Linked DNA regions of Homo sapiens: regions 1 and 2 are each linked to region 3. The links are chromatin contacts, found by Hi-C or POLR2A ChIA-PET in ENCODE. All regions are on one chromosome and are shown on one strand. Each heading gives the region's core, a stretch centred on a gene start or an enhancer-like site at or near the end of the contact. The rest is flanking DNA. Distances are from core to core; before and after follow the strand shown.

Region 1 (2,818 bases), core at 65-2,564, 200 kb before region 3:
GTCAAGTTCTCTCACCACCCCAGCCCCTGACCCCCAGGACTCAGAGACTTACCTGATTCCACGTAGCAAAGTTGACTTTGTCGGCTGCATTAAAAGCCATGATGTTATATTTTTTGGTTGTATTCCTGGAGTGGATGAGAAGAGGTAGTGTCAATCCAATACAGCAATTCAATCATTAATTTAATCAGTCAATGCTATTGAACCATTAATTCAATCAACCACCCAACTGGATCGTTAATTCAATCAAATCATTACTTTAATTCAATCACTCAATTCAATTGAACCATTAATTCAATTCAATCATTCCATTCAATTGAATCATTAATTCAATTCAATTCACTCAACAAACCCACCCAGCTTCATTCAGCCTGTTTTGCCTGGCAACACTGGATACGGAAGACTCCAAGGATTCCCAGTCTGCCAGAGAAGCTAGACCCATCCTCTCCTGACCCCAGGCAGAAGAAGAGCAGATGGAGGGACGAAGATTTGGGGGAACCCAAGATGTGGAGATTATTGTGAACTCAGCCTTGGGGAGGAGGGAGGACAGGCAGGGAGTATTTCCTGGAGGAGGAAGATACTGGAGTTGAGTTTTGCAGAATCATCAAGAATTCACCCAGCAGAGTCACAGTTTAGGGGTTGAGGGGAGGCACTCATGGCAGAGGAACAGGATGTACAAAGGCCTGGAAAGGAAAGACAGCCTGACCACTTTGAAACAGGACGAGGAATATGTCCTTACAGCTGGCCTGGGCATCATGGGACCATATACTCCTCGAAGGTTAGGCCAGGGGGCTGGATCACCGTGTATTAATGCACTCATTCATTCATTCGTTCAAAAAAGCAGTGTTGTCCCCAGAGAAGCCTCAGCTTAATCCCAGCCCTGCCCTCCAAGTCTCTCCCGGTCTGGAGGGAGAACCACAGACAGGGCCAGAAATGGCTGGCTAAGAAGATCGTGAAGGTTTTCATTTTTGGGGGGTGGAGAGGAGTGGGAGATGGGGCTGGGGACTTACTTAGGAACTCGAACGACGTATTCAGTGACATTCTGGCTGCTAGGGCCCTGCGGAAAGAGGAAGCGGTGAGTGAGGGGTCGCCGAGGTCGCCGTCGGAACCCCCGAACCCCGCCAAATCCACACTCACTAGGGCCGCCATGGGCAATGGTCAGTGGTTCCGATCTGGTCCGACCCGGGTTCCTTTCGTCTCCTCTGGCGTGCGCGTCCCTCGATCCCGGGGAAGCCGCCGCTCGGTGTCGGGTCTCTGTGCCTGAGCGAGGACCCCAACCCTAGGCGCCTCTGGCGCTGGGAAAAGGTAACCGGAAGAGGCGCTCAAGCTACTCGGTCTACGCTTCTGCGGCCGCCTAACCCGGAAGCGAAACCCTCGAGCAGCCGCGTCGCGATGGCAACCTTCTTAGCGACTGTGGCCACCTCAGTGCGCAGTCACTTATGCTCCTCGGCGGCTATGGTCACCTCAAAAGGTCCACCGCGGTCCCTTTTTAGACTCAGCAAACCTAGGCCGAGTCTGAGATAAACTAACGGGCCTCTGTCGCTGGCGCTCTTGTATATAACGCGGTTAACTTCATCAAATGGGGGACCGCCCTCTCTCGTGACGTCAGCACCCAAGGACCGTGGGGCATCCTGGGTGGGAAGAGGGAGACGAATCCCCCTTGCGGGCTCCCAGGCACTTTGCGCATGCGCCTTGCCGCTCTGGACCTGGGGGGCCCAGAAGGCCGCGTCACCATAGCAACCGAGGCCTACTCGGGTCGGGTCGAACCGCCGCTTGGCTCCCCATGGGTCTGTTTGGGGTTCATTTCCTCCCCCTACCCCGAAGGGGTGGACCCCGTCATTCCCGCAAAATGACCGGGGCGGGGACCCTTGTGACGTTGAGCCGAGCCAGGAGGGGTCAGAGCCTGGGCGGGGTCGGGGCGCGACCACCCCAAGAGCTGCTGGCCGGATGGGTCTTTGCAAGTCCAAGCTGCCCGAGATGGGCAGGGCTCTGAGGCCCCAGGAGAAGGGTAACGTCGCGGGGGCGGCTGGCTGGCTTCCTGGGGGGAAGGGAAGGAAGCTGCCGAGAACAGGAGGGAGATGCAGGATCCCCTACCCCGTTCCAGGCATGCACACATCCCCCGAATCATGGCAGTAACACAACTGCGCATGCTCACGGCGCAACCATTCATTGCTCCACTTCGCAAATACTCCAGCACCTCCTGGGTTCGGGGCCCCGCAAGGTGAATCTGTCAAACCAGCTCCCCACGGAGGATTACAGTGTCCTCTCGAGGGTTACAGTGTCGTGGAAGAGACAGAGTCACAGCATGGGAATCTACAACCCAGGAAGGAGCAGGAGAAGCACAGCGGGGCTCTGAGGGCTCAGAGAAGAGGGGAGGTTTCAGTTGGGCACTGAGGGATGCATAGGAGTTGGCTAAGCAAAGGGAAGGCGGGCAAGACACAAAAGTTGGGCCATGAACTACAGACACCGTCGATGTGTCTGTTTTCATTTATTTCTCATCCACCACTAAATGTCAGGAACCGCCAACCCCTAGGAATATAGGAATGAGGGAGGCAGAAATAGTCCTTGCCCTCATGGAGTGTCTGGCTTGGGGGAGACAAGAACGAGTAAACGGCTGGGCACGGTGGCTCATGCCTGTAATCCCAGCACTTTGGGAGGCCGAGGCGGGCGGATCACCTGAGGTTGAGAGTTCGAGACCAGCCTGACCAACGTGGAGAAACCCCGTCTCTACTAAAAATACAAGATTAGCCGGGCGTGGTAGCACATGCCTGTAATCCCAGCTACTCGGGAGGCTGAGACAGGAGAATCGCTTGAACCTGGG
Region 2 (2,700 bases), core at 54-2,553, 210 kb after region 3:
CACATGCCTGTAGTCCTAACTCTTTGGAAGGCTGAGGCAGGAGGATTGCTTGAGCCCAGGAATTTGAGACTGCAGTGAGCTGTGATTGGGCCAGGCTGCACTCCAGCCTGGGTGACAGACTGAGACTGTCTCAAAAAAAAAAAAAAAAAAAAAAGGAAAGAAAAGAAAACAGAATCAAGCTGCTATGAACATTCTGTACAAGTCTTTGTATGGACATGTGCTTTCATTTCTCTTGAGTAAATGCCTGGTAATGGAATATATCGTATGATAGGTGCATGCTTAATGTTTTAAGAAAACTTACCAGGCCAGTCACGGCGGCTCATGCCTGTCATTCCAGCACTTTGGGGAACTGAGGCGGGAGGATTGCTGGAGCCTAGGAGTTTGAGACCAACCTGACCGACATAGTGAGGCTCTGTTTCTTAATTTTTTTTTTTAATAAGAAGAAAATGTACCAACTTTTCTTCCTTTGTGCTGGAATTGCAAGGTAAAAAAATAATAGTAATAACAAGGAAAACGTACCAACTTTTCCAAAGTGGATCTGCCATGTGATGTTCCTGCCAGCTGCTCAGCATGCTTCTCTTCTTTGCTTCACTATCTGTCTCATTTTTTTTTTTTGAGATGGGGTCTTGCTCTGTTGCCCAGGCTGGAGTGCAGTGGCATGATCTCGGCTCACTGCAACCTCTGCCTCCTGGGTTCAAGCGATTCTCCTTCCTCTGCTTTCCAAGTAGCTGGGACTACAGGCGTGTTCCACCACACCCAGCTAATTTTGTATTTTTAGCAGAGACAGGTTTCACTATATGTTGGCCAGGCGCGTCTCAAACTCCTGACCTCAAGTGATCAACCCACCTCAGCGTCCCAAAGTGCTGGGATTACAGGCATGAGCCACCACACCCAGCTTCTTTTTTTTGTTTTGTTTTGTTTTTTGTTTTTTTGAGACATCCTCGGTCTGTTGCCCAGGCTGTGCAGTGGCGTGATCTCGGCTCACTGCCACCTCCGCCTCCTGGGTTCAAGCGATTCTCCTGCCTCAGCCTCCAGAGTAGCTGGGATTACAGGCGCCTGTCACCACGCCTGGCAAATTTTTGTGTGTGTGTGTGTGTGCAGTCGGGGTTTCACCATGTTGCCCAGGCTGGTCTTGAACCCCTGACCTCAAGTGATCCGCCCGCCTCAGCCTCCCAAAGTGCTGGGATTACAGGCGTGAGCCACCGCACCCAGCCGCTCACCATCTCTTTGTCGCCTGCATGGCACCATTCTCTCCTGTACCACCCCAAAGCCTTACCAGGTGCCTCCTGCATTTAACCAGGTCCCATAGCTCTCTGTGCTTCCCGGCACACCCTCTCACCACCCTCATCATCAATTATTCACCTTGCTGACTGCTTAGTGTTTGTCTCCTGGCTGGATTACATAAGCCCTGTAAGGGCAGAGCTCTGTTTGTCTTGATCACCATTAGGTTCTGGTGCTTGGCATACAGTAGGCATTCCACACATGCTTGCTGAATTAATGCATGACCGGGTCTGGGGTGCTGGGTTTCACACCAGGCTCTACCGCAAACATTGGGTCAAGTATTTTCATTCCCGACGTACAGATGAGTCAATTGAATCAACGGAAAGCAAAATGATCCCATCCAAGCTCCCTCAACTTGCCGGGCTGGTCTGGGAGTCGAACCAGATCTGCCTGACCCTCCCACCGGTGCTGAAAAGTGGAGTGTGTGCTGGGGTGGTAGGGGATGGGGCAGAAGAGAGACGGGCTTCCTCACAGAAGGGTTTGAGGGCTAGGATGAGGCGTGCACACTCTGCACCCCTGCTTCGGAGCTTTGAAAGGGTGCACAGCACACCCGCCCTCTCTGGGAACCCTCGGGAGCTTGAGGTTGCCTGATGAAGGGGCTGATGGGTTGAACGCAAAGGGCCCCTCCACCCACCCTTTTTTCTATCTCCCCAACCAAGCCCTGGTAACAGGCATTTCCGGTTTCCGGCCGGCTCCCTGGTGCTGGGGTGGGGGTGGGGAGTTGATTGCTGCCGTCGTGCTTGGCTCTGGGTCCCCTTCTCCCAGACCCCAGAGGCCTCTGTCCCTGCACACTGCTTCCCCGAAGGAGCGTGGAAAGCCAGCCGACCTTTCTGGCTCTTTCTTCATCTTGGGCAGGGGTTTTGTTGATGGGAGGCTGGCTGGCAAATGGGGAAGAATGAACCTCAGGGTTCACCGCAGTGCGCCTGGGTGCTGATTTGCATATGGGCACGATGCCAGCACAGTGGGTGCCCGCCTCTTCCTGGAGGAAGGAAGAGGGGCACTGAGGGGGGTTGCCCCCAGCAGGGAGGAACCGTCCTCATAATGCCTCTCCTACGTTTGTTTAAAGGACCATCATTCTCAGCAAACTATAGCAAGGACAAAAAACCAAACACCGCATGTTCTCACTTATAGGTGGGAATTGAACAATGAGAACACATGGGCACAGGAAGGGGAACATCACACACAGGGGACTGTTGTGGGGTCGGGGAAGTGGGGAGGGATAACATTAGGAGATATACCTAATGCTAAATGAGGAGTTAATGGGTGCAGCACACCAACATGACACATGTATACATATGTAACAAACCTGCACGTTGTGCACATGTACCCTAAAATTTAAAGTATAATAATAATAAAATTAAAAAAAATAAAGGACCTCCTGTCCTTTGCCACTTTCTCACACTCTTCAGGCGACCAGGA
Region 3 (2,700 bases), core at 57-2,556:
TCCTGTCCCGTCTGTCCCCTCTGTCCCTCTCTCTGTTCTTTTTTCTGTCTCTCCCTCCCTTTCTCTGGGCCTCTCCCTCCCTCTCTGTCTTCTCTCTGTCTCCCCCTCTCCGTTTCCCTCCCTATCTCTCCCTCCCTCTCTCCCTCCGTCTCTGTCTGTGTCTCTTTCTCTCTGTCTCTCCCCACTTGTCTTTCTACCTCTCCTTCCTTCTCTCTCTGTGCCTCTTCTTCTCCCCGTCCCTCCACGTCCCCCGTGTTACCTGTGTGATTCAGCTGCAGCTCAGCTACGTCCCACTGGAAGAAAAGACCAGAAAACAGGGCACGGACGTAAGCAGAGAGGTTCTATGTGTCCCCTGTGCCAGGAGCTCTCTTTTCTCTGTCCATCCTCCTTTCCACCTCTCATCCCACGGCGCGCACTGGTGATTTTATTTCATTTTATTTTTTTTTACTCTTAAGACTTCTTAAAGAGGAAGCAGGTCTGAACCAGCGGGGAACGTGAAGTCGAGACCTTCAAAAGAACTTCTTCGTTTCCCGAATCGTTTTCCTGGATGTCACTGGGCGCGAGAGCACCGCGCGCAGCGGACTCTCTACGCTGCAAAGGCGCCCGGCGCGGTCCCCAAAGGGACCCCTCCCCCACCCGGAGCGAGTGGCTGGGGCCATCCCGTCCTAGGAGGCCCCAGGAAGCCCCCACGCCCAGCCTTGTGAAGCCCCCAGCAGCCTCTGAGTCAGCCTGCCGGGGGAACACCAGAGCCGAGTCATCTTCCATTTCCATGTGTGCCTACCTTTCCCATCCCGGGATCTCCCTGTACCTCCTGGCAGGGCTGCCTGTCTCGTAGCCCCTACACCGGGCAGCCTGGTCCCCGCCTCGCCTCCCTGTTCTGGTCTCTGTCTCTGCCCTACCAGATCTTCCTCTCTGGCCTCTTTGTACCCATCTCATTCTGTCTTTTCGGTCACGCGCCTCTCTATGTTTTCTTCCCAACTTTTCCATCTCAACTCACCCCAAGTGACTCGAGCGGCAGCTGCTGCTGAGCCTGTGCGAAGCGCTGGATGCACACCACGAGGCAGATCACCAAGCCCGCGACCAATGGGACCAAAGCAGCCCGCAGGACGCACCCATAGGGCCTGCGCCGCACCGAGCAGCCCGAACCCTCCTCCGGCATCGCCGCGGCGATCACCTCCGCTAGCGCAGGAGGGGCGATGGGGGCGCGGAGCGCTGCCGAGAAGGAAGGAAGGAAACTGCAGCCCCCTCCCGGGGCTCCTGGGCGTCTACTTGCTTCAACCTGTCAGGGGACCAGCCTGCCCCTCTCTGGGGATGTCCGGCCGGTCGAGGGGAGGGACTTGAGCAATTGGCGAGGGGAAATTCCCTCCAACCGCTGCCAGTCTGAAGATCCTAAAGTGGGTGGAGGCAGTTGCCAGGATGCAGGCAGTGGCCCCGGGTGAGCCTCAGAGTTGCCTGCCCCCAACCCCTCCCCGCCCGACCTTCAGGCAGGAGACATTCAATCTTCCTATTCCCCTCTCCACCTCATTCTTCTGGGGCCCATTCATTTATTCAACAAACCTCCACTGCACATTTATTAGGGATTAGATTGTGCTGTGCACTGGGGATACAGCAGACATCCAAGAATTGGGGGTGCTCCCCAAATATTCGTGTACCCCTCTCCTGCATTTTTTTGATTTGTTTTGTTTTTGAGACGGAGGTCTCCCTCTGTCACCCAGGCTGGAGTGCAGTGGCGCCATCTCAGCTCGCCGCAACCTCGATCTCCTGGGTTCAAGCGATTCTCCTGTCTGAGCCTCGCGAGTAGCTGGGAGTAACATGCGCGCGCCACCATGCCTGGCTAATTTTTTGTATTTTTAGTAGAGATGGGGTTTCACCATGTTGGCCAGGCTGGACTTGAACTCCTGACCTTGGGTGATCCACCCGCCTTGGCCTTCCAAAGTGCTGGGATTAAAGGCATGAGACACTGCACCCGGTCAGTTATCTCCTGCATTCTTGGAGACCACCTGCTTTTTTGTTTAAAGTTAAATTAAGTTAATATTTTTATTTTTTATTTTTATTTTATTTTATTATTTATTTTTTTTTTTTTTGAGACAGAGTCTCGCTCTGTCGCCCAGGCTGGAGTGCAGTGGCGCCATCTCGGCTCACTGCAAGCTCCGCCTCCCGGGTTCACGCCATTCTCCTGCCTCAGCCTCTCAAGTAGCTGGGACTACAGGCGCCCGCCACCACGCCCGGCTAACTTTTTGTATTTTTAGTAGAGATGGGTTTTCACCATGTTAGCGAGGATGGTCTCCATCTCCTGACCTCGTGATCTGCCCGCCTTGGCCTCCCAAAGTGCTGGGATTACAGGCGTGAGCCGCCGCGCCCGGCCTAAATTAATATTTTTAGAGACAGAGTGTTGCTCTGTTGCCCAGGCTGGATGCAGTGGCGCCACACAGCTCACAGCAGCCTCAAACTCCTGGGCTTCAGTGACCCTCCCATCTCAGCCTTTTGCATAGTTGGGTCTACCAGCACACGCTACCATGCCCGGCTAATTTTTTTTTTGGGGGGGGTAGAGGATAGGGTGTTACTATGTTACCAGGCTGGTCTCAAACATCTGGGCTCAAGCGATCCTGCTGCGTAGGTCCCCCAAAGTGCCGGGATGACAGGTGTGAGCCACCGCATCCAGCCTCCTGCTGCTGTTCTCGATGGCTGTAGTGGGTTAAC

What was found. Hi-C counts contacts between places; a loop is a spot of excess contacts on that map. ChIA-PET counts read pairs that join two places held with the same protein, here RNA polymerase II (POLR2A). Pooled maps may share reads with other maps.
Region 1: a loop to region 3 is called in a pooled map, with 5 times the contacts of the local background. The contact joins the promoter of GTF2F1 here to the promoter of CD70 in region 3. A Hi-C loop is called at or near these places in 2 of 50 pooled maps. POLR2A ChIA-PET finds 5 or more read pairs at or near these places in 2 of 52 experiments (Panc1 and activated CD4-positive, alpha-beta T cell).
Region 2: a pooled map shows a loop between it and region 3 (5-fold over the local background). The contact joins the enhancer-like site here to the promoter of CD70 in region 3. A Hi-C loop is called at or near these places in 4 of 37 single-sample maps with no recorded cell type and 4 of 50 pooled maps. POLR2A ChIA-PET finds 5 or more read pairs at or near these places in 1 of 52 experiments (OCI-LY7).

What each region holds. Positions count from the first base shown.
Region 1 is chr19:6,391,850-6,394,667 of GRCh38, forward strand. GTF2F1 (general transcription factor IIF subunit 1) reads right to left here and starts at 1,315. Exons shown (of 13, transcript NM_002096.3): 1 at 1,135-1,315; 2 at 1,008-1,054; 3 at 53-125. The coding sequence starts at 1,146. MIR6790 (microRNA 6790) reads right to left here and starts at 1,134; the gene lies at 1,072-1,134. It also overlaps the pseudogene LOC390877.
Region 2 is chr19:6,799,713-6,802,412 of GRCh38, forward strand. The region is part of intron 1 of VAV1 (vav guanine nucleotide exchange factor 1); the gene reads left to right. Among named protein-coding and RNA genes, the nearest start is that of VAV1, 28 kb to the left of the region's middle. RefSeq lists enhancers at 2,000-2,520, 2,311-2,380. Within about 2 kb of position 1,304, at least 27 of the 41 ENCODE cell types and tissues checked have a DNase peak (open chromatin) inside an H3K27ac peak, as active enhancers do; they include OCI-LY7, where a contact is called at or near this core.
Region 3 is chr19:6,589,844-6,592,543 of GRCh38, forward strand. It overlaps CD70 (CD70 molecule), which reads right to left and starts at 1,307. Exons shown (of 3, transcript NM_001252.5): 1 at 998-1,307; 2 at 260-293. The coding sequence starts at 1,159. RefSeq lists enhancers at 207-576, 1,077-1,476, 2,547-2,700.